Linked DNA regions of Homo sapiens: region 2 is linked to region 1. A link is an interaction called in ENCODE POLR2A ChIA-PET data of the cell type or tissue named here. Cell type or tissue: PC-9. All regions are shown on one strand. Each heading gives the region's core, and the rest is flanking DNA. Links, peaks and the distances in the headings are about the cores only. Region 1 has its middle 190 kb from the start of LINC01985. Region 2 has its middle 240 kb from the start of LINC01985.

The links. ChIA-PET counts read pairs that join two places held together with the same protein. Peaks named below come from ENCODE experiments on the same cell type or tissue, not always from the same donor. Only the 100,000 strongest peaks of a DNase experiment are listed, where the experiment ranks them.
Region 2: POLR2A ChIA-PET joins it to region 1 with 5 read pairs; 5 of 35 experiments call an interaction of 5 or more read pairs at or near these places.

The regions. Positions count from the first base shown.
Region 1 is chr3:30,325,223-30,341,050 of GRCh38, forward strand. No RefSeq gene overlaps it. Among named protein-coding and RNA genes, the nearest start is that of LINC01985, 190 kb to the right of the region's middle. In PC-9, for the core only: no CTCF peak of the experiment used is centred there; a DNase peak (open chromatin) is centred at 7,749; H3K27ac peaks cover 946 bases.
Region 2 is chr3:30,266,787-30,282,614 of GRCh38, forward strand. No RefSeq gene overlaps it. Among named protein-coding and RNA genes, the nearest start is that of LINC01985, 240 kb to the right of the region's middle. RefSeq lists an enhancer at 4,007-4,176. In PC-9, for the core only: no CTCF peak of the experiment used is centred there; no DNase peak of the experiment used is centred there.

The DNA of each region.
Region 1 (15,828 bases), core at 4,724-9,723:
CTTTGTGTATTGGGTAGTAGTTTCCAAATACTGAAAAAATATTTTCTCAATTTTCCGTTATAATGACAAAACATACAATGCACATTTATGTTTAAGATATGTTATTAACATTCTGTCTTCTTATTAAATCTAGATCATCAACAAAACAATAAGCCTAGCTCTGATTTGTAGTATTTGCCAATTTTCAGGACGTGTAAACTGCCACCATAGCTGATTTCAAGCAACGAATGTGACATCACTGAAAGCACAAAAATGGTCTTAAATAACCTCAATAGTATGGATAATAGAAAAATATAGTAAAGTAATCAGGATGGGGGAGTTTTTAATACAATGCATTTATTTTTAAATCAATATGATTTAATTTTTAATAACATCTGTGTATATTTAATAACCAACTTGCAAAAATGGAATAACCTGCTCTCATGAGCTTGTATGAGCAGGCTGCAGTACACCACTGCTTCCCACTCTACACTATCTTCAAGTTTTAAATTAGAAGACAAACAGTTTACAACTGGATTGGAAAGAGACTCATTGAGGATCCACCCACTCTGTTTTAGACCTGACACCACTGCCCAGTTAAGAGTATCCAGCATAAAGGAGTGAGACAAAGAGAGGGAAAGGTCTAATACATCTCTCCTAGCATATGCAGTAAAATAATGGGAAAACAACTATACTATACCAAAAATACATGAAGAATCTATTCTTGAAGAAAAGATAAGCTTTCAGAAAAGAGGGACGTTTCCTAGAGGTGCTTTAAGCTATAGATGAACTAAATAATGTCAGGAATTTAAGAAATAAATGTTTAAAGATAAGATAAAGAAATACCAAGCAAAACAGCGAGCAAAATGAGATAAAAATAAAGATTTTCTTGATAAGAAAATAAACGGAGGCCAATAACAATACAACTACAGATAAATTTTTTAATTATTTTTAAACAAACACCAGTAAGTAAGCATGGATGACAGACTGTTGACAAAGAGAAAAAGCTAAAGATAGCCATTTAACATGCAAGAGGGAAAGGACTTATATAGTAATCCAATTCAAGAGAAAAAATAGATATTACAGCAGACAAAGGTGATTCACCAAAAAGTTAACTGGCATTCTTAAAGATGAAAACCCAAAAATAGAAGAAAAAATATCATCAGTGTCATATTAAAAGATTTCACTGAAATAAGACAAAACTAAATAAGCAAATCAAAAGAAAAATTAATATAAAAGCTGGCATGAAGATACCTTCTAGACAAGCACTGGCATTAATTACCAAGAATAAGGAATTCTCTAGAATTATTCTGGGCCCAGACTTCTCCAAAACAGCATTCAAAGGAACAACAACAACAACAACATTTTTTTACAGGAAATAAAAATATGACCCTGAAATATGATGCCTAGTCAAGTTGTCTTTCATGGAATAGCCAAAATGTAGAAATTTTCAAACATGAATGAATCTGGTAGCATAATACCAAGTAGCCTGTTTTTAAAACAAACAGACTTCTAAACATCCAGACTTCTCTGGACAAAATCCAGACAACTAGATGATGGAAGAAGACACAGTGGAAAAGGGATCAATAGTAAACACAGAATATAAAATCATGGGAAATATATAATAGGAGGTAAATGTTATAAATATTAATAATGTACCAATAACAAACAATAAGTAGAAAATGAAAGGCAAAGGAAGATAAAAAATATAAGAACATTTTCTATATATAAGCAATGAATGAGTAGAATCAAAATTAAAAATTGTCATTTATATTGGCACCCTAATAAATAAAATACTTCGGCATAAATGTAACAAAATATATACAAAATCTATCTGAGAAAAACTATAAACTTCTGATGAAATGAATCACATAAGAATTATATAAGTGGAAAGACATTTTATGTTCCTGGATAAGAAAACTTAATATTGTCAAGATGTCAGTTATTCCCAACTTGATGTATAGATTCAACACAATCCCATTCAAAATCTCAGCAAGTTATTTTATGGATATAGACAAACTGATTCTAAAGTTTATATGGTGAGAAAATAGACATAGAATAGCAAACTCAATATTAAAGAAGAACAAAGTCAGAGGATTGACACTAGCTGACTTTATTATAAAGCTATAGTAATTCAATGTGGTATTGATTTTTTAAATAAAGGACAAATATATTAGTGCAACAGGAGAGCCTAGAAATAGACCTACACAAATATTGTCAACTCATCTTTGGCAAATGAGCATAGGCAACACAATGGAGAAAAGATAGTGTTTTCAATAAATGGTGCTAGAACAACTGGACATCCACATGCCAAAAAAAAAAAAAAAACCCCACTATTCTAGACATCAACTTTACAACACTGATAAAAAATAACTCAAAATGGGTCATAGACTTTAATTTACAATGCAAAACCAGAAAACTCCTAGAAGATAAAATAGGGGACTTCAGGCATGGTGATGAATTTTTGATATAACACAAAGGCACAATCCATAAACGAAGCAATTGATAAGCTGAATTTTATTAAAATTAACAAGCCATGTTCTGTGAAAGACAATGTCAAGAGAATGAGAATATAAGTCACAGACTGGGAGAAAATTTTTGCAAAAGATGTAGCTGATAAAGGACTACTATCTTAAATGTATACAAAAATTCTTGAAACGATGAGAAAATGAAAAATTGTATTAAAAAATAGGCCAAAGATCATAGACATCTTGTCAAAAATTATATACAAATTTCATATAAGCATACAAAAAGATGTTCAACATCATATATCATTAGGGAATTCCAAATTCTCTAATACAACAATGAGATGCCACTACACACCTATTAGAATGGCCAAATCCAAAACACTGACAATACCAAATGCTAATGAGGATGTGGAGACTCTGGAAGTCTCAATCATTTCTAGAGAAAATGCAAAATGTTATAGTCAATTTGGCAGAGAATTTGGCAGTTTCTTACAAAACCAAACATACTTTTACTACATGATCCAACAATCACATTCCTTGCTAATTACCCAAGTGAGTTGAGCAATTATGTCCACATAAAAGCCTGCACGTGAATGTTTACAGCAGCTTTATTCATACTTACCCAAAGTTGGGAGCACCCAAGATGCCCTTCAATAAGTAAATGGATAAAAATATGGTGGCACATTCAGACAATGGAGTACTATACAGTGATAAAAGGAAATGAGCCATCAAGCTATCAAAAAGACATGGAGGAACCTTAAACCCATACTACTGAGTGAAAGAAGTCAATCTGAAAGGGCTACGTACTATGTGATTCCAATGATATGACATCCTGGGAAACGCAGAACTATGGAGACAATAAACATTTCAGTGGTTGCTAAGGTTAGAGGAGGAAGGGGTGAATAGGCAGAGTACAAAGGATTTTTAGGGTAGTGGAATTGTGCTGTGTGATACTACAATAGTGAATGCATGTCATTTTACATTTCTCAAAACCCAAAGAATGTACAGTGCCAAGGGTGAATCCTAAAATAAACTATGAACTTCAGGTGATAATGATGTGTCAACACAGGTTTGTCAGTTGTAACCAGTGTACTACTGGGGAGTGAAATGTTGATAGTTATGGAGGTTGTGTGTGGTGGGAGAAGCAGCTGGTTTATGGGAACTCTCTACTGTCTGCACATTTTCACTGCGAACCTAAAACTGCTCTAAAAACAGTCTATTTAATACAAAATTTAATAAGAGTAGAAATATTATTGAAATCTTCACTTTCTCACATCACGCATTGATTTATGTCAAAAAAGTGAGAATAAGGTGTTTTTTATGAGTTGTAGAAAATAATGTACCACATGGTTTACTAAAAGACAAACTTGATTCTAATGAGTAATAATGAATGCATGAATGAACCCTCTTTTTAATTAAGGCATTTCAAGAGAGTAAAGGGTACAGCATGCATCATGCTCTTGGTATTGGATGTTGTCACCACTGTCTTTATCACTGACTTTTTAAATTACACTCTAAGGTTTAGCAATACGGTGGTCTCCTCTCCTGGAGACTGGACCCATAAAAGACTTTCAAATTCAGAAGTTTGTTCCTATATAAAAATGTCTGTTATTTGTCCTGGTAATATTAAGAATTTCATGTACTTATTCAAATAATAATTTCTTAATAAAACAGCCTCAAAATTAAGAAAGAGACATGTGTAGGAGTCAAAAGAGTAAACTTTTGGCAGGGATTCTGAATACTGAATACATCCTTTGAAAATGTTCTCAGATTTAGAGAAATCACACTTTACATAGAGGTTTCCTTTACTGTAACATGAAAATATTATTATCTCCCCACTTTTATAAATAACATGGTAGCAGCTAAGGTCTAATCTAAATAATAAAAATACCTTTTTATTTTATTTTTTTGATGTGTAAGGCATTGAGCTAAGAACTTTGTTGATGTTTAACATTATTTAATCTTCATTTATCCTCTAACCTATTTATCATTCTTAATCTCATTTTTAAAATGAAGAAACCATGGTTCAGAGAGGTTCAGAATTAACCTTCCTAAGGTTGCAAATCCAGTAGATGGAAGACCTATAGCTTAAAACTATTTATGCCTAATTCCAAAATGCATATTCTTAATTTTATCACTCTTCCATTTCTTCTTTTATACTTCCCTTAGGACATCTCATTAAAGGTAGAGAGAGATAAAGCCACCATTTATGGAGTGTTCATTTGTTCTTTTTCTGCTTTTAAAATTTAGTCCCCATAATTATCCTCTGAGGAAGTAGTAGTATTCTCAATTTAAATATGAAAAAATAAACTCATAGGGCTTAAGTTTTAACTAAACACGATTTATCCAAAAGAATTTTTCATGTCATTTGAACTGGGTCTTGCTTGAATCCAATTTCCTTGTTTATTCTCACTATGAAAGAATGTGTAGTTTATAATGCCAAGTGCAAACATGGAACCTACTAGTTATTTTTTTTAACTATACAAAACACACTTTTCCTCTTCTACCTCTAATATTTGGGGACAAATGAATAATATTCATGGTAACTGCCTACAGGAATCAGCACAAAACTCCTTTTTAAGACTTATCAGAAGATTTGAAGATGGTGGCAGGCCAGCAAAATTTAGTTATTTTTAAATCTTGCCTCCGATTCTAAGAAATTGTCCACACCTTTGAAATCTTCAAGAAAAAGTGCTTTGAAGAATAGCAGTTTTTCTTTAATCATGGCAAGATTGTTATTTCTCCATCATCAGACCCCCTTCTAAAAAACGAAGAGGTTGAGAAATGGAATGATTCCCACAGTCTCGCACAGACTTGAGAATAATTGGTGAACTACCATAGCAGTGATATTTTCCTTTTTGCTAGCAAAGCTCTTCCAAGGCAGTAATTTACCTCTCCTCAGGAACATCAAAATCTTCAATTGAATAATGATGGATTTGAAAAATATGGGCCTGAAAGAGATCAGTGAGAATCAGTTTCTTGAAACCTGTAATCCCAGTTTACTGCTTACAAAGTGAAAGAACTGTAAGAGCAATGAAACCATTGGCTGCCACCCTAAGAGCCCTCTTCCTAACAAAAAAAAAAGTGGAGCTGAAATTCAGGCCTCCATTCAACACAAGAGACCTCTCTATCCATAAACTCCCTTCTGCTCTCTTTATTCTAGTGGCAAATGTACCCTACACTTCTCCTTGCTAGTGGCCACTGCTTTAGGATTTCTGAAAATCACTTGCCTCTTCCATATAAGACACCCAGACCATTGGATAAAGCAGTTTGTTTGTCAACTTTGCTTTGTTTAGTAATTATAAAAGCAGTATAAGTTCACTGTAGAAAATTTGAAAATATGGACAAAAACCTACAGGTTAAAAAATCGCCTATATGGTAAAAGTCAGAAGACTCTATATTGCCAAGCAAGTAAGAAGTGTAGGTGTTCCCAGACCAAACTGAGGGTCAGGCTGCTATTCTAGTGGCCCAATAATGAGATGAAGATGAACTGGGGAGGAAGAGAGTTTTTATTTCTGCCACTGGTTACAGGGAGAAGGCCTGGGAATTATTGCCAGACCAGCTGAAAATTACAAAGTTTTCAGGAGCTTATATACCTTCTAAGCTATATGTCTGTATGTGTAAGTGTGAATTTATCTAAAGACATAAGTGATTAACTTCTTTTAGTCTATAACTAAACTCTGAGTCCAGAACACCTTCGTCTGGAGCCTCGGTAAATTTACTTAATCTAAATGGGTCCAGGTCCTGGGGTGATTAACTTTATCTTGTCTCTTGCTAAATCACAGAGGTTTGGGGATTCCTTTAGACCCCCAATAAACTTATTTGTGGAGTCCTGGGGAGTTTCTTCAACCGCCCAATAAAACTTGTTTCATCTTAAATGGGTCCTGTTAAGAATTCCTTCATTATTTTGTCATGCTTTAAGGCCCAGGAAAGGCCTAGACAAAACTCTTGTTTGGGCTTTTGTTACATTCCAGCTTTTGTATAAGGGCACTTGCTTTTAATATTTAACTTAACCACTGAGTCAGTACTGAAACAGTTGTTATGGAGGCAGGTGTTAGTAAGACCTGGCCTGCCACATAGGTGTTGGTATTGACTGAGGCACCAGGGAGCCTTCCAGATTGCAGATGTTTTATGTCTTGATCTGAGTGATGGTGACATGAGGGTCACATAGTTAAGAAACGAATTAAGTGATATACTTTATGCACTTTACTGTAGGTATAATGTACCTTATTACAAAGGAAAACATTTAAAATAACCAATTACTCCAAAACCCAGAATTGTCTTTACATCTGGGAATGTTTTCTTTATAAATGTATGCATATATATGTAAACATGTTCAATTATATCATATATACATGTATGAGGGTATATACAATATGCACTTATGCACTGGTTTGGGGTTCTTTTATCTTTACTTAAAATATGTCCCTCTATTTAATAAATTTCAACTTACCAATATTCATAGATAAAACAAAGCTGTGTGGAGAACATAGCTCCCTACCAACAGATGCTATTAGCTCTCTTGCTCTGTAATTCTCTTATCGGCTGCAGCCTTTTAAAAAAAAAATTAGTCTACAATAATTTTACTATGGTTATTTTTGAGGTATTACATAAAATTTATTACTTCACTTTCTTCACTAATTCAAAAGTCACTGAGAGTGTAGAAATTGTCAACAGGAAAAGGCAAATGACGAGAGTGAGAGCAGAAGTAGAGACGCATGTCAGAGCGGGTCTGGGTGCAGGCAGAGACAGCAGCAGACTTTGCTTTTACAAGACTTGGAATTGGGGCTCAAGCCAAGTTTAACCTCATTTCCCAGTGCAGGTGATCTCTGAATTGCATAAACAATTAACTTTCTTGGACTTTTGTGCAAGTGGTTTATTAAAGAAACTCTCAGAAAAATCACCAGTAAGAGCAGGGGGACAACAGGACAGGGAAGGCGAAGAGTCTAAGGAAGGATGTGATTTCAGGCAAAGCCCCAGCCTCCCCGTGATCCCACAGGAACCATGGAGTCAAAATGCCACCTCAGAGACGTCTGGCACTCCCACAGCCAGCCGGGCATTCACACTCCTACAGGAGTCTGTCCTGGAGTGAGGGTTGGGAGGTCATCCTCTCCCAGGTGCTTCCAGTTCTCCATGCAATGCAGAGAAGTAGTAACAGTAGCCTGAGGGTAGCCCTTTGAATGAAGTTGTAGGAGCAACCCACAGAAAGCAAAACACACAGAAGCTGGGGTAAAAGGCATTCTCGTGGGTCTGGGTGGAGTGGCCATACCACTTCCCTGTCTTAACTCTGGGTCGTGGCTAGCCCCAGGTGACTGGAAACCTACACTTCAGTGACCACAGCTACCTCTTTTGTAATGTCGTTTTCAGTGACAAAGTAAACATCATTATGTCCATTAATGAGTTTTCTTTCAAGTTGAGGGCATTCTGGTGTTCTTTTAAACCTTAGTCTCTCATAGGACAACCTGGAAGAATCTTGAGATACAAGTTTTATTATCCTCACTTTAAAGCTGAAAGAAACTAAAATTCATATATGATTAGCCCAGATCTCCACAAAGTCCATGCTTTTTTCTTTACTGTGTTCCCAATTTGTGTGTTAAAAAGAGTCCTCTAAAATGCCTGGGGATAATACCTACATAGTGCCCGCTGTGTTCTCCTCCTGGCAGCACCATACATGAGACTGTGATATGCACGGAGCTTCCTGGAGGTGTGTAACGCCACATGTTTGTATTCTACTTTCAGACTGCCAGCATCAGTATAACGTTTCCTTCGAGAAAAGGAGGAAAAACTTTTGATTCTCAGGCATTTCAATTTTTTTCCATTTTTGCAGATACATATTTCCTATTTCTCAATTTAAAATAAAACTCGGTCCTCCCACTACTCAAACATTCTGTTATGGTCTCCTAAAAGTACTGTGTTCTTGTTTCAAAATCATTGCATCTTCTCCGACTCTCCTCCAGGAAGATATTTTGTATTTTATGAAGGCATATTTTTAAAGCACTGCTGATCGTTTTTATATATTTTGAATATATATTTCAAAACTGCAAACTTTTGCCCTTAAAATATTCATATACCTCTTTTCCCAGTATTTCTAAGAATTTTTGAAGGACAGCTCCTGTTTTTTATGTCATACCCCAGCACGTATCTCTAAGAGCACCTTTATAATTGCTTTGTTGCAATCGTGGTGATAGAAAACTAGGAATTATGATAATGCATTTATATATTAATAAAAATAAATCTGGGAATTTTGGAGATGTCTTCAGAAAGCACATTGACATGTTGCTGGGCACTCAAAGCTCCATTCCTTCAACACAGGAGAAACCCTTTCAAGTCACAGCTCTGCCAGTATGTGACAACTTTTGACAGTAACTTATGTTTCTATATTTCAGTTTCCTTATCTGACAAATGGGGAAAGAATGCCTACTTTGCAGGGTTCCTGAAAGAGCCAAATGTTATTATTAACAGTAAAAAAAAAAAAAAAAAAAAAAAAAGAGCATGCTGGCAAGGCTGAGGAGAAAAGGGAATTCTTACTCATTGTTGAGAGGAATGTTAATTAGTTAAACCCCTAAGGAAAGCAGTTTGGAGATTTCTTTAAAAATTTTAAACAGAACTACTGTTCAATCCAGCGATGCCATTACTTGGTATATACCAAAGAAAATTAATTGTTCTATCAAAAACACACAGGCACTCATATGTTCATTGAAGCACTATTCACAATAGCAAATATATGAAATCAACCCAGGTGCCCATCAATGGTGGATGGGATAAAGAAAATGTGGTACGTTTACACCATAAAATTCTATACAGCCATAAAGAATGAAATCATGTCCTTTGATGCAATAGGAATGCAGCTGAAGGCCATTATAGTAAGCTAATGAACACAGGAACAGAAAATCAAGTACTGCATGTTCTCACTTATAAGTAGGAGGGAAGCACTGGGTATACAAGAACATAAAAGATGGGAAGAGTAGGCACTGGAGACCACTAGAAGATTTAGAGTGCGAGGTGGGCAAGGGCTGAAAAACTACCTATTGGGTACTATGCTTGGTACCTGGGTGGTGGGATCATTAATTCATACCCCAAACCTCAGCACTGCACAATATACCCATGTGACAAACCTGCATATGCACCCCCTGAATCTAAAATAAAAGTTGAAGTTATAAAAATGTATAACAATTATTGTCATATATGATTCTAGCAAGCATATTAAAGCTTGAAAGAAAATCATTTATGGTGAGTAAAATCAATGTTTACTGTTAGAGATAAGATATAGGAAAACTTTTATTATATTGAATTTGTAACAATATAATTATATGGCAATTCTTAAAAAATGATAACTATTCTTTGTAATTCTTATATATTTTGTCTTGTGATTGTTTTACCACAATGACTGGGAGCTGAAATAAAATACTGTACAGAAATGGTTCTCAAACACACACACGAAAAAAGAAAAAAAAAAATGTGATCTCGTTTGTGAAAGCATTTTGTTAAACTGTAACTCACTGGCCACATTTAGAATAGTCATTACCGCCATATGTATGTATGTTTGCATGTGTTGTACATGTTTATATATGGAATAATACATGGAAAGCAGTTTGCATCAGGAAGTGGGGAACTGTTCTACTGCCAGCTCTACTCCTAACAAGCTGCTTGCTATGGACTTCAATGAGCCCTTTTTTTAATTTGTGGGTCTCGGCTTCCTTATCTGTACTATGAGATGGTTGGATTAGCTTAAAGTTCCTTCACAAACTAAAAATTTTTACTAATGTGTCCATAAATTCAAGTGTTGATTTTCTTTTAATTCTACCTCTTCTTTATTTCAAAATAAATGATTAGATAATAAATATGTCTAAATAAAATTTCTGCTTCTGTATTGTATGGTTAAGAATCATTGAAAATAGATACATGTCCCCCCAAATAACCAGAGTAGTCCCAGATGAGGTGATTTCAACATATTAAGATCTGGGACAGTGTTGTTATAGCAGATATTACCAAAAAAAAAAAAAAAAAGGAATTCAATAGAGTAGGCTTGATAAGATGCATCATTGCCACTGGCAATTTCCCATTATTGATTCAAGGAAAGAGTTCCACATGGACATCAACACATTGAACATTAGCTACATTCATTTTTTTTTTTTTCTCAACAAGAAATACTTTACAGGGACTTACAAACAGAAGCAATGTCCTGGGCAATCAGGAGGTGGTGGATCCCTGCACCTACCCTCCAGAAAGTACTCTTTATAGAACAAGCATTTACGGTAAAACTGGTGCAGCTGCTTATATCTTCGGACCTTTTTTTTTTTTTGCCACGATATGTGACCACTATGTGGATTAGATCAGCAGCTTTATGACGAGTAATGTATGCTCCAGGCATTGACAACCTCGCTGCAGAACACTTTGGTAGGTGGGGGTTAAATGCCCATCATCAGGGCGGTGTCCCTTCAAGATGGCATCACTGGCCTGGCGCTGTGGGTCACGCCTGTAATCCCAGCACTTTGAAAGGCTGAGGCAGGCGGATTACTCGAGGTCAAGAGTTTGAGACCAGTCTGCCCAACATGGCGAAACCCTGTTTCTTTTTTTTTTTTTTAAATACTTTAAGTTCTAGGGTACATGTGCACAACATGCAGGTTTGTTACATATGTATACATGCGCCATGTTGGTGTGCTGCACCCATTAACTCATCATTACATTAGGTATATCTCCTAATGCTATCCCTCCCCCCTCCCCCCACCCTATGACAGGCCCCGGTGTGTGATGTTCCCCTTCCTGGGTCCAAGTGTTCTCATTGTTCAGTTCCCACCTATGAGTGAGAACATGCAGTGTTTGGTTTTTTGTCCTTGCGATAGTTTGCTGAGAATGATGGTTTCCAGCTTCATCCATGTCCCTACAAAGGACATGAGCTCATCATTTTTTATGGCTGCATAGTATTCCATGGTGTATATGTGCCACATTTTCTTAATCCAGTCTATCATTGTTGGACATTTGGGTTGGTTCCAAGTCTTTGCTATTGTGAATACTGCCACAATAAACATACGTGTGCATGTGTCTTTATAGCAGAATGATTTATAATCCTTTGGGTATATACCCAGTAATGGGATTGCTGGGTCAAATGGTATTTCTAGTTCTAGATCCTTGAGGAATCGCCACACTGTCTTCCACAATGGTTGAACTAGTTTACAGTCCCACCAACAGTGTAAAAGTGTTCCTATTTCTCCACATCCTCTCCAGCACCTGCTGTTTCCTGACTTTTTAATGATCGCCATTCTAACTGGTGTGAGATGGTATCTCATTGTGGTTTTGATTTGCATTTCTCTGATGGCCAGTGATGATGAGCATTTTTTCATGTGTCTTTTGGCTGCATAAATGTCTTGTTTTAAGAAGTGTCTGTTCATATCCTTTGCCCACTTTGTGATGGGGTTGTTTTTTTCTTGTAAATTTGTTTGAGTTCTTTGTAGATTCTGGATATTAGCCTTTTGTCAGCTGAGTAGATTGCAAAAATCTTCTACCATTCTATAGGTTGCCTGTTCACTCTGATGGTAGTTTCTTTTGCTGTGCAGAAGCTCTTTAGTTTAATTAGATCCCATTTGTCAATTTTGGCTTTTGTAGCCATTGCTTTTGGTGTTTTAGACATGAAGTCCTTGCCCATGCCTATGTCCTGAATGGTATTGCCTAGGTTTTCTTCTAGGGTTTTTATGGTTTTAGGTCTAACGTTTAAGTCTTTAATCCATCTTGAATTAATTTTTGTGTAAGGTGTTAGGAAGGGATCCAGTTTCAGCTTTCTACCTATGGCTAGCCAGTTTTCCCAGCACCATTTATTAAATAGGGAATCATTTCCCCATTTTTTGTTTTTGTCAGGTTGGTCAAAGATCAGATGGTTGTAGATGTGTGGTATTATTTCTGAGGGCTCTGTTCTGTTCCATTAGTCTTTATCTCTGTTTTGGTACCAGTGCCATGCTGTTTTGGTTACTATAGCCTTGTAGTATAGTTTGAAGTCAGGTAGCGTGATGCCTCCAGCTTTGTTCTTTTGGCTTAGGATAGACTTGGCGATACGGGCCCTCTTTTGGTTCCATATGAACTGTAAAGTAGTTTTTTCCCATTCTGTGAAGAAAGTCATTGGTATCTTGATGGGGATGGCATTGAATTTATAAATTACCTTGGGCAATATGGCCATTTTCATGATATTGATTCTTCCTATCCATGAGCATGGAATGCTCTTCCATTTGTTTGTGGCCTCTTTTATTTCGTTGAGCAGTGGTTTGTAGTTCTCCATGAAGATGTCCTTCACATCCCTTGTAAGTTGGATTCCTAGGTATTTTATTCTCTTTGAAGCAATTGTGAATGGGAGTTCACTCATGATTTGGCTCTCTGTTTGTCTGTTATTGGTGTAAAAGAATGCTTGTGATTTTTGCACATTGATTTTGTATCCTGAGACTTTGCTGAAGTTGCTTAACAGCTTAAGGAGATTTTAGGCTGAGATGATGGGGTTTTCTAAATATATAATCAAGTCATCTGCAAACAGGGACAATTTGATTTCCTCTTTTCTTAATTGAATACCCTTTATTTCTTTCTCCTGACTGATTGCCCTGAAAAGAGGGAATCCTCCCTAACTCATTTTATGAGGCCAGCATCATCCTGATACCAAAGCCTGACAGAGACACAACAAAAAAAGAGAATTTTAGACCAATATCCCTGATGAACATCGATGCAAAAATCCTTAATAAAATGCTGGCAAACTGAATCCAGCAGCACATCAAAAAGCTTATCCACCATGATCAAGTGGGCTTCATCCCTGGGATGCAAGGCTGGTTCAACATATGCAAATCGATAAACGTAATCCAGCATATAAACAGAAGCAAAGACAAAAACTACATTAATTTGTTAGGAGTTTTAGTAGGTCAGAAGTTGTGAGCTTACATGTGTATGCCCAAGGCACGAAATAATTCATGGCAGGCCAGATACTTATTTATTGGACATTTATATTTACTTTATTGTCCACTCTCTATATTTTGCTCCTTGTGGACTAGCACTCTCATATCTACCAAAAATGTTTATTTAGTGCCTACTAAGGCTGTATATATAAGTTAACTTATTTAATCTGTACAATAAAAATTCTGGGTGGATATAACAGAATTTTGTTCAATTATAGAGAACCCAAAGTAGCTTAAAGAAGGCAGAACTTTCTCACAGAAAAAAAAATATATGTATATATGAAGAAGGCAATTAAACATGCACAGAAGCTCTCTTATACCCAGAAATCTGGGATCATTGTATCTTTCTGCCTTACCATTCTAGTGTATAACTTCTATTTTTAAGATCACCTTCTGGTTTAGTATGGCTGCTGGAGTTCCAGCTATCATATTTATATTCCAGGCTGAAGGAGAGAAAGAATAAGGTAAAGGAGATAAACCTCTGAACTGAGTCAGAAACTTTTAAAGAACCGTTCCAGAAGTCAAAAAGACAAGTACTTAGGCTAACATTTCATAGACCAGAACTTAGTCCCAGGAAGACAGAGAAAAAAAAAAAAAAAAACTCTGAAGACAATGCCCTCATCTTAAAATGGAAAGTTCATAGCTAAGGAAAGGGAGAATGTTGATTAATAGGCAAATAACATAGGTGTGATCATGCTACAGATGCAGACATTAAGGCTCAGTGGTTAATTTATGCAATTATGAGATATTATGGCAAGTAATCTACCTAATTCCAAAGCCAACATGACTTTCACAATGTAACGCTGTCATCAGTGTTATCCTGCAGGGGGTTGCCATGTATAAATACTGAAAACCATTTGTGAAATGAGGTAGCAAATGAGCACCCTGAACCATCAGCATAATAAAATGGTAAAGAGCATGGACTCTAGCTCAGCCTTTCTCAACTTTGATGTACACATGATTACCCCGCTCATATAAAGGAAGATTACAATTCAGTAGAAATGGCATGGGCTCTGACAGCCTGCATTTCTTTGCTGCCTTCCATGGACCACACTTTGAGAAACAAAGGTCTAGACTTGCATTGTTTAACATGATATCCACTTATCACATGTGGCTACTGAATACTTGAAATGTGGCTGGTCTGAATTGAGATGCGCTATGCTGAAACTGCACAATACACACTGGATTTTGAAGGTTTAATATGAAAAACACTCAAAATATATCATTAACTTTTTATAGATTTTATATCGAAATTATAATGTTTTGCTTATATTGGGATGAACAAGATATACCATTAAAATTAAATTAATTTAACTTTTCACTTTTTAAATGTGGCTACTAGAAAAGGTAAAATTATATATGTGGCTCATGTTATATTTGTATTGAACAGTGCTGATCACATTGAGTGATGCTACTTATTTCAAATTCTGAATTCTGTGACCTACTAACAGGAAGACTATGATCAAGTTACTAAACATCACTAATTTCAGTTTTCTCTTGTAAACTGAGATTAATAATAGTGTTTGCTTCAGAGGTTTACTGTGATGATTAAATAAGAGAATCAAATAAGGCTGTTAACATACATTTACTCTTTGAAACTGAACTACATAGCATTAAAATTTCAACAAGGACCACTGAACAACAAAAAAAATCCTTTAATACTTCATATTTTAAAAATATGCCGAACATGATATTTAGGTACTTTAATAATCTTTGCCACCAATTACTTTAAAGTTTATTTGTCACACATATCACATAAACTACCAAGCTCATTGTACTTATTTTCTAAATTCAATAAAATTGATGACGTAGCCAGTGAGCACAAAGATATGAAGTTGTAATAAGTTATCAGTGCTGCACACAACTACAGCACCAATCTAGACTAATGATCAGTTGAGTCATGTCACCTTTGCTTGGACAGAACTACATTTTGCTATAAGTCGCCAAAACAATTTTTATACAAAAAAAAATGCAAAACCCTAATCTCTTCCAAGCTTTATGCTTTCACCACTCTACCTCTTCCCAGAATACACAGGTTCTAAGTGAATCCACCAGAAGTCAGTTTGTTGAGTGGGCAACATGCCTAAAGCCAATTAGTTGAAAGTCTAATTCACCAAATGACTGATTCATCAAATTTACTTATACCTTTCTACTACATAGTTGTGGCTCATGAATTTTTATTTTGCCCTAATTATAGCACTTTAAGGAATGTTTGGTTTGTTTCTGTGACAGTCCGCACTGTTCCAGCTGGAGCTATAGAACAAAGAAAAGAGGAGGCTGAGGAAAGAGAGAGCAGAGAAAGGGGAATTGAAAAATAGGTGAGCTGAGAAACGGATGAGCTTCAGGGTAGAAGAGACAGATACTACAGAGGGTATGAAAGATATAATTGTAAGACTATATTCTCAAACACAGAGCATTCTTTTGAATTTATTGTTTTTAGAATATATTATTAATCC
Region 2 (15,828 bases), core at 6,181-11,180, 57 kb before region 1:
AGAAAGTGAGGGGAGTTCTTTATGGCCTATTGAGTTTTCTCCAAACACTTGGAGTATCTGATTGCTTTCACAATAAGTCTGTGAAACAAAATGTGCATGAGCCAATGTGTTGGAAAATCAGTGGTCATAGGCACTGTATTTTTACTGGGACTGTAGTGTTGGTTGACTCTTACCAGAGGAATAAAGACTCTCTTCCTCAGCCCTGCTCCTACAGCATAAGATGCTCCTCTAGTGGAGGAAGACGTTCAGGCTCTTGGGTCTAAAAAGCAGCAGCACTGTGCACAAATGAGCATGTTCAAGCCTTGGCAGGATTCAAAGAAGGGTTTTCTGCTAACCTTGCCTCCCTGACTGAGCAACATCTTACAGGTATTAAATTACGAATGCTTTGAGAAATTGCTTTGAAAACAGCCCTGCAGAAATCCAAAGTAAAGCTGGTATTCCTCAAAGTGTGGCATAAACATGAAGGAAACACTATCCCAAACGCATCCACAGGCCTTCAGAGCATGGGCTAATAGAATGAGAGCTTTCTGGCAGTTAGAAATCAGAAGAGTTTAGGAGAAGGGAGGAGCCTGTGGCTTAATTTTAGCCCTATGGTGCTTTCCTCTATTTTACTGGAAAAGAGTTGAGGTTGACGTGTGTTTTGTGTAGTTTGTGTGGAATTCAACAAAGAAGGGGGAAAAAGCAGCACTTAAATGGGTTTCTTACATGAAGAAATAAATTCTACTTTCTCTGTTTATGGAGTGGGCAACCTGTTAACACACTGCTGGCTGAATTACCTTTGACTTAAAACATCTGTAAGCAATAAATTCAAGTTTCATCAGGTAACTCATAGGGAAGGCACTTTTCCCTGCTCTTCATTTCCACCGGTTTTGAATGTGCATCATAATCACCTGGAGGGTTTATTAAAAACACAGATTGCTGCATTTCTGATTTAGTAGGTCTGGAGTATGGCCTTGGAATCTGCATTTCAGGTAAGTTCCCAGATGATGCTGATGCTGCTGGTCTAGGATCTCTCTTTGAACCTAAACAATATGATCAGATTTACTTTAAACCAGAGATTATTCATGGCACGTCTGAAGTCTGGGAATCACTGCTGAATGTGGAAAGTGCATGGCCAGGTTCCTGTCTCCTTGAGATCTGGCTACCTCCTTGTATAACTGCCACACTCTGTATGGACCACTGTTGCCGTTACAGCCCAAAGGCTTCTTTCTCTTGAAAAACTTTCAGACATAAGTCAGATGAAAGGATCTCAATCTATGTAGGCCCTGCTTTCCTGTGTGTTTATTTATTACCTTATTCTCCATAGACCCTCCTCAAGTAATGGCAAGGATGGCCATCAGCAGCTCCAGACTTACCTTCTGCCAGATTTGCAGACTGAATGAAGAGATACTTTTTCCCAAGCAGAGTTCTCATTGGCTGACTTGGGTTACATGTCAACTCCCGAACCAATCACTAAGATAAAAGGGATTTAGTATTTTCATTGGCCAGGCTTGTTAACATGCTCAGCTCTGGAGCCAGAGGTAGGGTTACCCCCACACAAGCTGCATGGTAGACAATAGGAAAGGTGTGGTTTTCCAAAAGCGGGAGATGGGTTATGTTATCAGGAGAAAGAACTAGGCAAAGAGAAACTACGTATGTCCATGACAATGTACTGGAAGCAAAGACAGGTCAACTCATTTTCTTGGCAAGCAAAATGTTCACAGAGAAAATCCAGCCTCCTCTTGGTACCAGTGAATGAAACAAATGACCAAAGAGCTTACGAAACTAGCCGAGGTTTACATAATTCTAACATAATAAGTTAGAGGAATAATGGTCCCACTTTTGTTTTTGTTGGTTTGTTAGATTTTCATGCTCTCTAACTGTTCTAGGGCCTTCACTATTGGGGATCTGCCTGAGCCTGTCCTGGTGAGCCAAGAGTCAAAATTCAAAACCAGTTTGTTTTACCTCTCTTCAGTTCCTGCTGATAGGATTGTAGCAAGTTTGGATAGCACATTAAGGTAAATAGATACACTAGAAAGTTAATTACTCTGTTGCGGGGGCAAAATATTTGCATATACATCCTTGGATGTTCTCCTTCTCCAAAAAGCTAGAAACTACAAATAATAAATACAACAATGAATATTTCAGATGCTGTTGGCAGAAGATGCCACTTCGAAACAGAAAGTACGTTCAATCAGATCATATATTCATCCTCTGCATAGCATCTACTCTAAAAGAAGATGTACCATTTTGAGTAAGAGGAGGTAATACAGAAAAACATTCGTGAAGCATTATCAGGTGAATATAGTAGTTTATAAAACAACATATATTACATGACCTTATTAATGCCAAAAAATATGAGTATAAACACAAAAAAGATGTTTAGAAACCTATTAAAAATGTTAATAGTATTTGTATTTGAGCATTGGGATTATGAGTTTTTTTCTTTATACTCTTATAAAGGAAACCTTATAATATGCACAAACTGCTAGTAAAATGTATGCATGCATGTCCTCAATTTTAAGAAACTATTGATTATAAGAGCACTGTAGAAATATCAGCTTCTTAGTTTTAAAAAATTACTATTATTTTATTACCTTTTAAAATTTTTAACCAATTGTCTGACTTATTCTTGGAGGGAAATAATAAAAACTTAGGTTTTTTTTTTTCAACCAAAGGGAGAGGTAATAATATGAGATCACACCTTGGTTACAAGTTAATGATCATATTCTACACAATGTAGATATGTCAGCATTTTAAAATGTCCACATTAAAATAGATATCTGCCATTAAAAATAAACATAAAGCACTTGCCAAGGTTGTAAATTCACAGACATTGAAATAAATAACTAAAACTGAGTATTTTTAAAACCGTGAGGTTTCTTGACAATGTTCATAGACCAACCCAAAAGCCACATAAAAATAATGCAGGAATAAAAAGAGAAAATGACATCAGCTAATTTTTACTTGACTTCATCATAACATGTCTGTTGGGTATTGCACATGGATACTACAAAGACTAATGACAACTCGCTTTTGGCAGCCAAGGTCATCAACAAAGAATCTTAAAGTTAACATTCATGTGTTTCAAAAAGAGTACTGCATGTACAAACACCAAAAATGTCTAAGTCTGATGGTGGGTGCCACGGTTCGGTTCCCAAAAGCAGACTAGAGACATATCTATTAACTGCAAGTGAATGAGAAAGTGAGAGCAAGTGAATGAGGAAGTGAAAGAGGAAAGGAAAAGTTGTCCGTAAAGGGTGATTATTGAGCCACCTTGCACAAGAACGAAGGGAAATTAACTCCATGGAGAAACTTTTGGAGAGCGGAGGAAAACAAATACTTTGGAATTATCCCATTCAAGGGGTGAGGGAACTTGGGTATTCGTGCATATATTCCAGAGAGCGAATGGTTGAGAACTGCTCCTGAGGATCATTAATTACCTGGATCTCTGGCCTGTGACTCATGCTTCTAGGAAGAGAAAACTTCCGTGACTCTGAGAAAATAAGTCCTCATGCACAAAGATGCAGACTCAGGCTGATGGATGTCAGCATGAGGGCACTGACAGGTCCAAGGGAAATAGATGGAGTAATGGCAGCGTCTGCTGCAATGGGTCCATAAGGAATATAGTACATTTCCTTCTTATCATTTACAAACATTTCTTACAGAATGCATATCCATTTTCCTTAATCCAAATGGTCATATAATTACTTGTTTTCTGTGTTACAGTTAGTATTATTGCCTGGTAGGCACTTCTGGCAATAACGATTCAAGATCTCTTTGCAGTAACTCTAGAAATCTTAGGTTGCAAATTCTGTTTTGACATTTTCTTTTCTTTTTCTTTTTTCTTTTTTTTTTTGAGACAGAGTCTCACTCCAGGCTGGAGTGCAATGGTGCTATCTTGGCTCACTGCAACCTCCACCTCCCGGGTTCAAGCAATTCTCCTGCCTCAGCCTCCTGAGTAGCTGGGATTACAGGCACACGCCACCATGCCCGGCTAATTTTTGTATTTGTAGTAGAGACAGGGTTTCACCATGTTGGTCTGGCTGGTCTCAAACTCCTGACCTCGTGATCCACCTGCCTCGGCCTCCCAAAGTGGTAGGATTACAGGCATGAAACACCACACCTGGCCTTATTTGACATTTTCAAAAGTAGTTTTCTGATTCTTCTACAGAAGCTTTGCTGCCATGCAATTAATTCACAGAATGACTTTTCTTCTTTGAAACTGCCAAGTTGAGGTGAGTGTCAAAACCTACATTATTAGGCAGCAGGTACTTTGAACCTGTAGTCTATGTGGTCTCGTATCTTCACTAAGTCACAGTATCTGAGCATGTATGTGCAGATGCAATGGCCATATACGATATAAGATTCATCAGAATTGAAGACCCAACAGATGACAAAACTGGGATTAACAACCCTCTAAAATAAGAAATAACTACCCTCTTAGGACAGAGGAAAACAATCTGGCTCAGTTACAAACACGTTGGCCATTTAATGCAGAGAAGACAAAAGCAAACTTTTTTCTTTTTTTTTTTTTAAAAGTTATTTGAGTCATCATCACTACCTTTCAACTGCTCAAACCCAGAATCCCTTCACCATCAAAAGAATTCACTATTATTATATATACACACAGTCATCAGGATTTCAGAAATGCTAAAATATAGGAAAAAGTCTGCATCTTTGAATAAAGAAGGAAAATAACCTATGCAGAGAGAGAATTTTTTTAAGCAGTGTACAATAGAAATCTCTTGGGAGATAAATATCTTCATCTGAGAAAATGCTTTAATAAACCAAAGAGAAACAGGACACTCCTTGCTGGGTATCAGTGTGGCCAAGTAACAAAACTACAAGGTAGGATGGGATGGAGTTGCTCTACATAATAGAAGATACAGTTTGAACCCCTGGACAATGCAGAAGAGAAGGATTAAGAAGCAAGGCTAAGAGGAACAGAAGAGGAGTCAAACCAATGAAGCTAGGTGGTGGCTGTGTGTGGACAGTAAAATTCTACTGTGAAAGGGTAATACCTACTTGTTTGTTGAGAAGGTGTTTTCGTTTCTAAAAAGTAAATTCTTACTTTTGTGTCCTAAACGATGTTCTCCTCAGTTCAGGAAATTCCATGATTCTCATTATTAGTTTGACATGTTTTTTTTTTTTTTTTTTTTTTTTGCTGGAAATGGAAAGAAAATAAATGAACTGGGATTCAAGCCAAGATGGATGTCGGGAAGGATAGAGATAGCACCTGAGGTTTACAGACCTGGGAAGCTGCAGTGGCTCTGAAACTATAAGCTCCACCCAGAGATGGCAGTGAGGATGCAGTACCTCCATACCCAGAGAATTGAAGGGGGACTGACCCACTTGTATCTATGTACTAAAGGCTTAAGTGACCTTCAACTGAAATTTGACATATATTTATGTAAGTGTGTGTGCTGCTTACCAGTCATCTTACAACTTCAGAGAAAACCTTATTTTTTTCTTTAGGAAACTTCTTATAAAAACACATACCATATATTGATGGCATTTAAAACATAAGTACACATTTTACATATTCCTATACAGTGGGGTTGCATTTTTGCCACTTTTCTTGAATTGCCCTGCAGCCATAATAATTGGTTTTTATTATTTACTATGAGTCAAACCAGTTTGTCAATCAATAGCCCTGAGAAAATGCTAAATGAGAGGAGGAAGAGAGGAGATGGCAAGTGGCCTGTTTTAATTTTTGAAATTATTATTGCTTATGTTTTACAAAATAACTAGATTTTTGTAAAGTATAAAGATGTCACAACCCTATCAGCATGAAGAATGTAGAGAAAAACCTAAATGTCAATGATCATGAAAATATTGTATTTCTTACAGGTGATGTTTATGTTTCATTTTTTGGTAAAAATATGAGTATTGTGATGATACATTTAATAGCTCACATATGAAACCCCGTGGCATGTAGATATTAAATATCATTGCTTATTGAACTATTAATAATTTAGTAGGTTTTTACAATTAACTGGATTATCTATGATAAAGATATAATGAGAAGAGTGAATTATTGGTATGTATTTTATGGTATAGCTTATATTAATTAATTAACTGCATGCTTATTTGATTTTTATAAAAGTATACTGCCTATAAATAAGTACTGAAACATTTCTGTCATAATGTGTGCCACATTTTTAACTGTAGTTAGCTTAGGGTGATGAACTTATGGATGGTAATTCTCTCTCTTCTTATTTTCCTAATTTGTTCCAATTTACTATAGGAGAAAAATGTCTTCTTGAGTTTTAACTTGGTTGTGTTTATTTTATTTAAATGCAGTGTATAGGAAAATAATCTGGTACAAGGTGTAGAAGAATTATAAGAGCTGGAGTCTAATCAGTGCTCAGCAATTTATCAGTAAGTCATCTAAACTTTCTACACTGGAGTTTAATCATCTTTAAAATGGAAGAATGACCTTTCTTTTTTGAAGTTCAAAGAGTATGCTTTGTTTTTGTTCCATTCATTTGTACGTATTTATGGCGCACATGTGCAATTTTGTTACATGCATAGATTGTGTAATGGTCAAGTCAGGGCTTTTAGGGTATCCACCATCTGAATAATATACATTGCACTCGATGTTCAATTTCTCATTATCTGCCCCCCACCCTCAACCCTCCCAGTCTCCATTATCTATCATTCCACTCTCTATGTCCATGTGAAACGCTTTTTAGCATCCACTTATGAGTGAGAACATGTGATATTTATCTTTCTGTGCCTGGTTTATTTCACTTAAGATAATGATCTCCAGTTTCATCCATGTTGTTGTAAAATGCATGATTTCATTTTTTAAATGGCTGAGTAGTACTCAATTGTGTATATATACTATGCTTTTTTTATCCAAACATCCATTGATGGATACTTAGGTTGATTCCATAATTTTGCTGTCATAAACAGTGCTGCAATAAACATATGACTGCAACTATATTTTTGATGTATTGATTGCTTTTACATTGGGTAGATACACAGTAGTGTGGTTGCTGGATTGAATGGTAGTTCCATTTTTAGTTCTTTGAGGATTCTTTTTACTGATTTCCATAGAGAGAGGCTGTATTAATTTACATTCCTACCAACAGTGTGTAGGAGTTCTATTTTCTCTGAATCCTTGCCAACATCTGTTATTTTTTGCCTTTTTAACAACAGCCATTCTGACTAGGGTAAGATGGCATCTCATGGTGGTTTTGATTTGCATTTCTCTAATGATTAGTGATCTTGCACATTTTTTCATATACCTGTTGGCCAGAGAATAATCTTTTTATCTCCTTATGAAAGAGGGGACCATGTTTCTCTATTTTTTTCTGTCTCTTATAAGGCTGTTGCCTATCACAGAGGCAAGCTTGTGCTTAATAAATGCTTGGTGTTTAATACTTAATAAAAATGATAATTATAATAATATCAATAATATATATTTAGTATTAAAATGATAAAAATAAACATGCTTGTGTTTAATAAATATTTGCTGGCTGATTCAAGGAATGAGGCATGCATGAATGTTTTGAACTACTCAGCAAGAACTCAAGCTAAGGGATAATTATTATACAGCCATGATTAAATAGCTCCAATAATCAAACTGCCAGAAAAATCCCTAAATGGTCATACTCTGTTGCCAAGAAAGGGTTAATCAGCTATGTCCTGTTAGGCGAATTACACCACCCAGAAGTAATTGCTATGAAGATTTTGATGTTTTTCTGTAGGGGTGTGTGTGTGTGTGTGTGTGTGTGTGTGTGTGTGTGTGTGTGTGCGCGAGAGAGAGAGAGAGAGAGAGAGAGAGAGAGACAGGGAGGGACAGAGACAAAGAAGGAGATATATTTGTGTATGTTTTTCAGAGGCGTGTGAACCAGAGCAACTCCATCTTAAATAATAGCTAGGTAAAATGAGGCAGAAACCTACTGGGCTGCATTCCCAGATGGTTAAGGCATTCTAAATCACAGGATGAGACAGGCGGTCAGCACAAAATACAGGTCCTAAAGACCTTGCTGATAAAACAGGTTGCAGTAAAGGAGCCAGCCAAATTCCACCAAAACCAACATGGTGATGAGAGATACCTCCAGTCGTCCTCACTGCTACACTCCCACCGGCACCATCACAGTTTACAAATGCCATGGCAATGTCAGGAAGGTACCCTATGTGGTCTCAAAAGGGGAGGCATAGATACTATACCCCTTGTTTAGCATATCATCAAGAAGTAACCATAAAAATGGTTGAGGAGCCACCCTCAGGGCAGCTCTGTCCATGGAGTGGCCATTCTTTTATTCTTTTACTTTCTTAATAAACTTTGCACCATGGACTCACCCTGAACTCTTTCTTGCATGAGATACAAGAACCTCTCTTGGGGTCTTGATCGGGTCCCCTTTCCTGAAACATATTTCTGGCAACCACAGAAGGGACTATAGTGCAGAAACCCTAATGCAGCAGCTACCTTTGGGAAAGTAGTGAGGTCCAGTAACATCTTTCTTGTGAACCACAAAAGGGACAATACTGAGGAGACCCCTTGACCCAAAGGAAATAGACTGCAGCACTTATTAGAGGACTTTGGGTAAATGGTGGGGTACTTGGGCAAAGAATGGAATTGGGTTAGAGGCCCAGCTTAGGGGAGTTAGAGTCTCTTCCAAGAACGAGTGGGTTAGAGGCCCCTCTTAATAAAAGGCAAGGATGCTTGACTGACCTTGGGTTAGACACCCAAATTAGGAGGGTTAGAATCCCTTCTAAGATTTAGGGAGTTAGAGGCCCCTCTCAGTAAAGTCCCTCTCAGCTAAGAACAGGTTTGGTACTATGAGATGTAAACTGCTATACTCTTTGGATTAATCTGCCTTGAACTCTTTGCTGATGGCTGTGGGTGACAGGGTTAGGCATGTGCAAGATCGTGGGACATGGGGAGCCTTTTCCTCCTTCAAAAGGAGAAACTTGAGAGCTGATGGGACTGCTGGAAAAAATTCCCTTCACAACAGCAGTTGCAGCCGCCTGAACTTTTCAGTATCGCTGCAATGGGTAGGTCTTTCTCTGGCCTCCCTGAGCATTTCGCCTTCCCCACCCTGCCACAGACAATGCTTTTCTCTCTCCCCTTTCCCTTTCTTAGCTTTTCTGTTACTCAGGGCAACCATCTTGCCCAGAGACCACGTGTTGAAAGTCCTGGACTGAGGCTGGATTAAAGATGACGGGGGCCATCTGGGGGCAAATTTAGGCCTTGCCAATTTGGTATTAAGTGCTAAGCAGAGTGGCTAATGTGTATGTTTTGTCACACATACTTTGCTCTGGCCAGAACAAAAAAAACGTAATTTTCCTTTATGATGAAGCTTGCCCCCAGGGCGATGGTGCCACAAGCTGGATCACTAGAGCTGCTCAAGGAAAGGGAACTCAGAAGCCTGGCATGCTGGCAAAAGGGTAAAAATTTCTTACCAGTCAGATTTCTGGTTTCTCTCTCTGTGCAAACAGTTGAATGAGAGGAAAAAAAAAAAGAAAATCAGTGTATATCTCTTCTGTAAAGTCTTAATTAATGCAAAAAAGAATTCTAAGGCTAGTCTTAAGCTGGTGTATTTTGCACTATGAATTCATTTTTCTGTGTTGAGGGGTACTTCAGGATAAAACACGGGCTTAGAACACCTTTAAGCCCACTTTTCAAGACAACCCAGCAAGCTGGTCAGTAACAACCTTGGCTGCAGGTCCCTGAAACAAACCAAAAAACTGCATGATGTCTCCACCTTGTTTTATGTCCTTGGGGGCTTGACCTTGTAACCATGTGGCAGTACTTTCTCTTGGTCTCCACCTTCCAGGGAACAGAAATTTTTGGGTTCATGTCATAGTTAGCTCTAAAAATCATATTAAATAGTTAAAAGCCTTTCCAAGCTCAAAATTAACTACTCTAGACTCCTTCCGGGAAAGGAAATGGAAGCTGCACCATGCTGCAGCTCAGTAGCTAATGTTTTGCATTTTCACAGTGGTGGTCCAGGTTCAATTCCCCACCTAAGAAGTAAATCATTTCTGGTTTACTTATCTGCGTGATCTTGTCTATGTTCTTCTCCTCCATGGACTGCCTTAAATTTTCCTTTCTCTAAGCACCTGGGAGGTTACCTTTGGTAAAGTTCAAAAGCCAGAAATATTGGCCGTTTGACGTAAGAAATTCTAAAAGGATGTTATTAAAGAGTGCTATGGTTAGAATCAGTTTAATTAGAAGTGGATATTCAAGCTCTAACAGCCTGGACTCCTTGGGAAAAACAAGAGGCACCAGAAAACCCTTTCCTGGCCCTGTTCTTCCAAGGGCTCCAACCTAAAGCTAGTAATCCAATTAAGAAACTTAAAAACTGGCAAACGAAAAATCTTACAACCACTGTAGTAATCATATTTTGTCTTTCTGTGTAGCTATATATGTGTTATGTGTAATGTTTACATAAAAGAACTCTAATTAATTGGCTGAAACAAAAATAAATGCTTAAATCAAATATTTTAAAAGCAAAATAAAAGCTGTAATGTCTTTTAGTTCATGTAATTTTAGTAATCTTTGGGAAATAAAAACAGCTTTACAAATTATTGATAAAATAAAAACATTTAGTCTAAATTATGTGGGTCAGATATTAAGTTTGCTAAATGCTTTAAGGTCACAAAATGCTTCTTTAACTTTTAAAAATTGTTCAATTTACCTACCTTAAAACCATTAGATTCTAGATAAGGCCTGGGGACATGTGGAATTAGCCATGCCCCCTAGCTATACAAAGAAGATTATAAAGAAAGAGATTTTATGTAAGAAAGGATCTTGCATGGTCAATTCTTGCCCTAAAGTAAAATGACTAGTTGTTTAAAAGGAGGGATGTTTAGGGCAAGTCAGAAAGTCCAAGAATGTCTCAGATGGTCTGTGTAAGTCATGAAAGGATTTGTGAAAGGGGATTTATGTAAGAAATGTACAATTCAAAGGTTGTCAGGCCTCCTGAATACTTCCTAAAATGCCACTATGACTCTTACTGTACAACTTGCATGCTTAAGTAAGGTAAGTTCTGGGGACATGTGGAGTTAGCCACACCCCCTAGCTATGCTGGAGAGTCAGCCCTTACCTGCACTTCTGCATGGTGTGTCCTTGGCTAGGCTCCACACCTAGTACATAATTAAAATTGCTTACTAACCAGGGTTTTCACCAAAGTAACTTTCGCTAAAAGTTAACATTGTAACATGTAATTGAGACTATAAAAAAAACAGTTTCACATGTAATGTGTGTGTAAGGAAAGTAGAATGTACTTTTGGTAAATATTATAAGAAGGCATGGGAATATGTTTTTTTTCCTAAAGGGTTAAATAATGTTTTAAGTTAGATAGAATGGAGCTAAAGGCTTGCACAGTTATGGAAGGTTTGTAAAAAAATAATTGTAAAAGATTCTGTGTGTGGACATTGGCTAAATTAAAGGGGTATTTTTCAGTATTTCTATAAATTAAACACTGGAATAAAAGCACAACAGGTTTTTCTTAGAGCAAAAACCTGCTTATGAAATGCTCTTTAACAAAAATTTGTAAAGGGTTATAAAATGTTTATAAGAATCTTATCTTATGGTTAAACATTAAAACTGGGTAAATATGTCTATAACATTTTCTTAAAACTTGGGTTTAACATTAATGCTACATTAATGTAAAGGTAAAATTTGGCTTGTTTGGTACAAAAATCATACAGGAGGCATTGTCAAATATAAACGGGTGTTTAGTTTTCTTTGGGCTGTATTTGCATAAATGTGTTATTAGTACATATTCTAAAATTATGAGAAACTTCTATAATTTTGATAGATTTAGTGTACATTATCAGGAACAATTATAATTGTTACATAAAATTATTGTCTGCCATGGAGGTAACAAATTTCTTTGTCAATTGTTTCTTTGACTGTGGCTGCCCTAAAACATTTTGTCATCCACAGACAATTGTTGTCTTGTGTTAATCTTCTTTAGAAGGTGGTTTATAATCAACTATAGAATGCTAGAAGGTCTTCTTAAATGCAGGTTTCTAATAACTTTGGAAATTGTAACATTAGAATAGAGAAAATAACTTTCAGAACTCTCATGAAGAGTTGGAATGTACATGAATATCAAATGGAATAGGAGTTAACTGAATTAACTGAACCAATAGAAAACTTAAGTAATCTTTTGAACTTTGCTTAAAACGCTGCTGATGCTTAGTTTTGTGTTTCAGAGTCAAGGATACTATCATTTTGAGCTATTCATAGCTTGTAGGAATTGAGTAAAGTATATTGCTGTGAACAAAATTTGGAACATATTTGTTTTTCTCTACCTAATTTTTCCAAAATTTAGGAAACTAGTTGTGAGTTTTCTTAACTTATGGCAATATAGTTATTTGCATAAGTGCAATAAGAATCTGCTCTTGGCTGGGCGTGGTGGCTCATGCCTGTAATCCCAACATTTTGGGAGGCCAAGGTGGGTGGATCACCTGATGTCAGGAGTTTGAGACCAGCCTGGCCAACATGGCAAAACCCTGTCTCTACTAAAAATACAAAAATTACAGGCATGCACCTGTAATTCCAGCTACTTGAGAGGCTGAGGCAGGAGAATCGCTTGAACCCAGAAGGCAGGGGTTGCAGTGAGCAAAGATTACACCACTGCACTCCAGCCTCCAGCCTGGGTGACACAGCGAGACTCCATCTAAAAAACAAACAAACAAACAAAAAATCTGTTTTCTTTTGTAACAGGACACAATTGGAGAATTTTTTTTTTTAAACCAAGGCTTTAACTGGAATGGTGTGCTTTCCTTGAAGGAATCAGCTTGACTTATAAAGCCAATAAAAGCCCCTTAAGGAATTGGCCACAGACCTTGTCTGCAACAGTCCCTATACAAGATTTCTCACCTGTGGTAAGTAAAGAATGTCACTTTTTGACAGGTCCAGAAGCCCCAAGTTATCTTGGGACCCCAAGAGGAGAGGCATTTACTCAACTTATAGGTATTTGAGGGTACAAACCCATGGCTAAGCTTGGCTTTAAAAAGTCTCATCTAAGATTCCTTCTATAGAACAGAGTTCCATCAAAGCCAATTTAAATAGAGTCTGTGTGAAAAATAATTATTCTTGCTGCACTTTATACAAATAATCAGGCCAAGCATAATAAAGGAAATCAGTCTTACCATGAATGGTCTTCAGTAAAAATGGGAAACTGGAGAGCAAAATATTATGTTTCAAGAACTATGGTACACTTTTTATTAAATTCTAGTCTCATTAGTTGTTTCTAAGTTTGTTTCTGCAATTTAGGCTAACCCTGCTTATTCCTGTGAACCAACCAGTGATCTCTGGCTGCTGCTCAGAAGAAACAAGAGGGATGGGTAATGTAAAAATCTGGATCTGTATTCTAATTCTGGACACATTACAATCAGCTATCAACCCCATATCAGCTTAGTTCAACAATTGCCCAGTTCATGAAAAGCCTTCTAATTTAGTTTACTCGGAATAACTTTACTTATTTTGCTTTGCTTTTCTGGAATATATTGCTTTTATACTCTTTGTGCAGGAATACTGGACAAGCTTGCTGAATGTTTTCTTAAACGCTTATTAATCTTCCAGATATCACCTTTTGTTGAAACTCAAGAGTTATAAATGGATTTACCATACTGATGCTTTCTTACTGAGCTTCTCTATACCCTGAATGCAAGAGACCCTCATAGTTAGGCAGGAATATCATCACCTCTATTCAGCCTAAAGAAGTTACAGAAGACGGATCTTCATCCCTCTGCAACCCTCAGGATTACGGGTTCTCTTATAAAACAGAGGGAGGAAATATCAGTGGCGTGTGAACCAGAGCAACTCCGTCTTAAATAAGAGCTGGGTAAGATGAGGCAGAAACCTACTGGGCTGCATTCCCAGACAATTAAGGCATTCTAAGTCACAGGATGAGATAGGAGGTCAGCACAAAATACAGGTCATAAAGACCTTGCTGATAAAACAGGTTGCAGTAAAGGAGCCAGCCAAAACCCACCAAAACCAAAATGGTGACGAGAGTGACTTCTGGTCGTCCTCACTGCTACACTCCCACTGGCGCCATGACAGTTTACAAATGCCATGGCAACATCAGGAAGGTACCCTATATGGTCTAAAAAGGGAAGGCGTGAATAATCCACCCCTTGTTTAGCATATCATCAGGAAACAACCATAAAAATGGGCAACCAGCAGCCCTCTGGGCTGCTCTGTCTATAGAGTGGCCGTTCTTTTATTCCTTTACTTTCTTAATAAAATTGCTTTCACTTTGTACTGCAGACTCGCCCTGAATTCTTACTTGTGTGAGATCCAAGAAGCCTCTCTTGGGGTCTAGATAGGGACCCCTTTCCTGTAACATATTAACATATCATGCTTTTTCCTATACAAATAGGATCATACCAACTACATCCCTGTAAATTTTAATTTTTTTTTTTTTTTTTGAGATGGAGTCTTGCTCTGTTGCCCAGGCTGCAGTGCAGTGGCACAATCTTGGCTCAGTGCAACCTCTGCCTCTTTGGTTCAAGCAATTCTTCTGCCTCAGCCTCCCGACTAGCTGGGACTATAGGTGTGCACCACCATGCCCAGCTAATTTTTGTGTTTTTAGTAGAGATGGGGTTTCACCATGTTGGCCAGGCTGGTCTGGAACTACTGACCTCGTGATCCGCCCACTTTGGCCTCCCAAAGTGCTGATATTACTGGTGTGAACCACCATGCCCAGCCAAATTTTAATTTTTCATTTAACATATCATAAGCATCTTTCCATGTCAGCACATTCATTTCTACCATATTATTCTTAATGACCACCCTTTGTGGAAGTATCACATTTTATTGGTAGGTATTTAGTTTATTTTTTGTTTCTAGCTGTTAGAAGCAATATGACTTGAAAACTCTTGCACATCCATCTGGGCCTTGAATTAACCATCACACTCTCAGATTCCTTCTTTGTACATATTTCCATCCTTAGGCAGAGACTGTTGCCTGCACTTACTGCCAAGCAGGGAATCTGACAGACCTTCTAGCAGATGGTCTCCTATGTTTCTCCACTTGGGGTCAACTGATATTTGACTAAACTGAATGGCCAATTAAATTCAGAATTAGATTGGCTTTTTCCTCTCATTTATGTAATTTGCTGTTAATCCATGTGGATTAAACAATCGAATTTTATATTTTGAACAGATATTGCTTTCTTTATATATTTTGTCTTTCCTTTCTCTACATAAAAATCCCATAAAATGGCATATATATAATAAATATATTGAATAGAAATTATAGATATATTGAATTATAAATATATTGAGTATATTATACATTCAATATACATTGTATGTAGATTAAATTGTAAAAATTTTATTTCAATTTTGAAGGCTCATGAACATTCTCTACCACTGATAGAGCCAGTCATTTTGCATACATAATCTCTAGTAACTTTCCCGAGGTCACATGGCTAATAGTGGCAGAGCAGAAAGTAGAACTCAGATTCCTAGTTTATGTTTGTTGTTTACAAAGACAGCACTGCTTGTAAAAAGAGGAATGATGAATAATACTGTACTTAGCTTCAGAGCCCAGCTCAGTTTTTATTCCAATAGATTAAAGTACATTAGTAGCCTTTCAAGACCTTGCTTAATTACAAATAGCCTTTGATGTCTGCTGTATGTGTGCAAAATCCCTTTGTAGGGAAAAAAGAATTTAAAACCATAAAAGCCTTTAGTTCTGACACGATGAGACATACTTTTTAACACTGATTCACATCCAAATTTATTCTAGGATGATTCCTGAGGCAGCATCTAAATATGCAGACTCGGAGACAACCTTGCTGCCAGCAGGGATTAAAGAATTTGTGAGTCACTTCTTGTATTCTAGAATGGCTGACAAAGAAATAA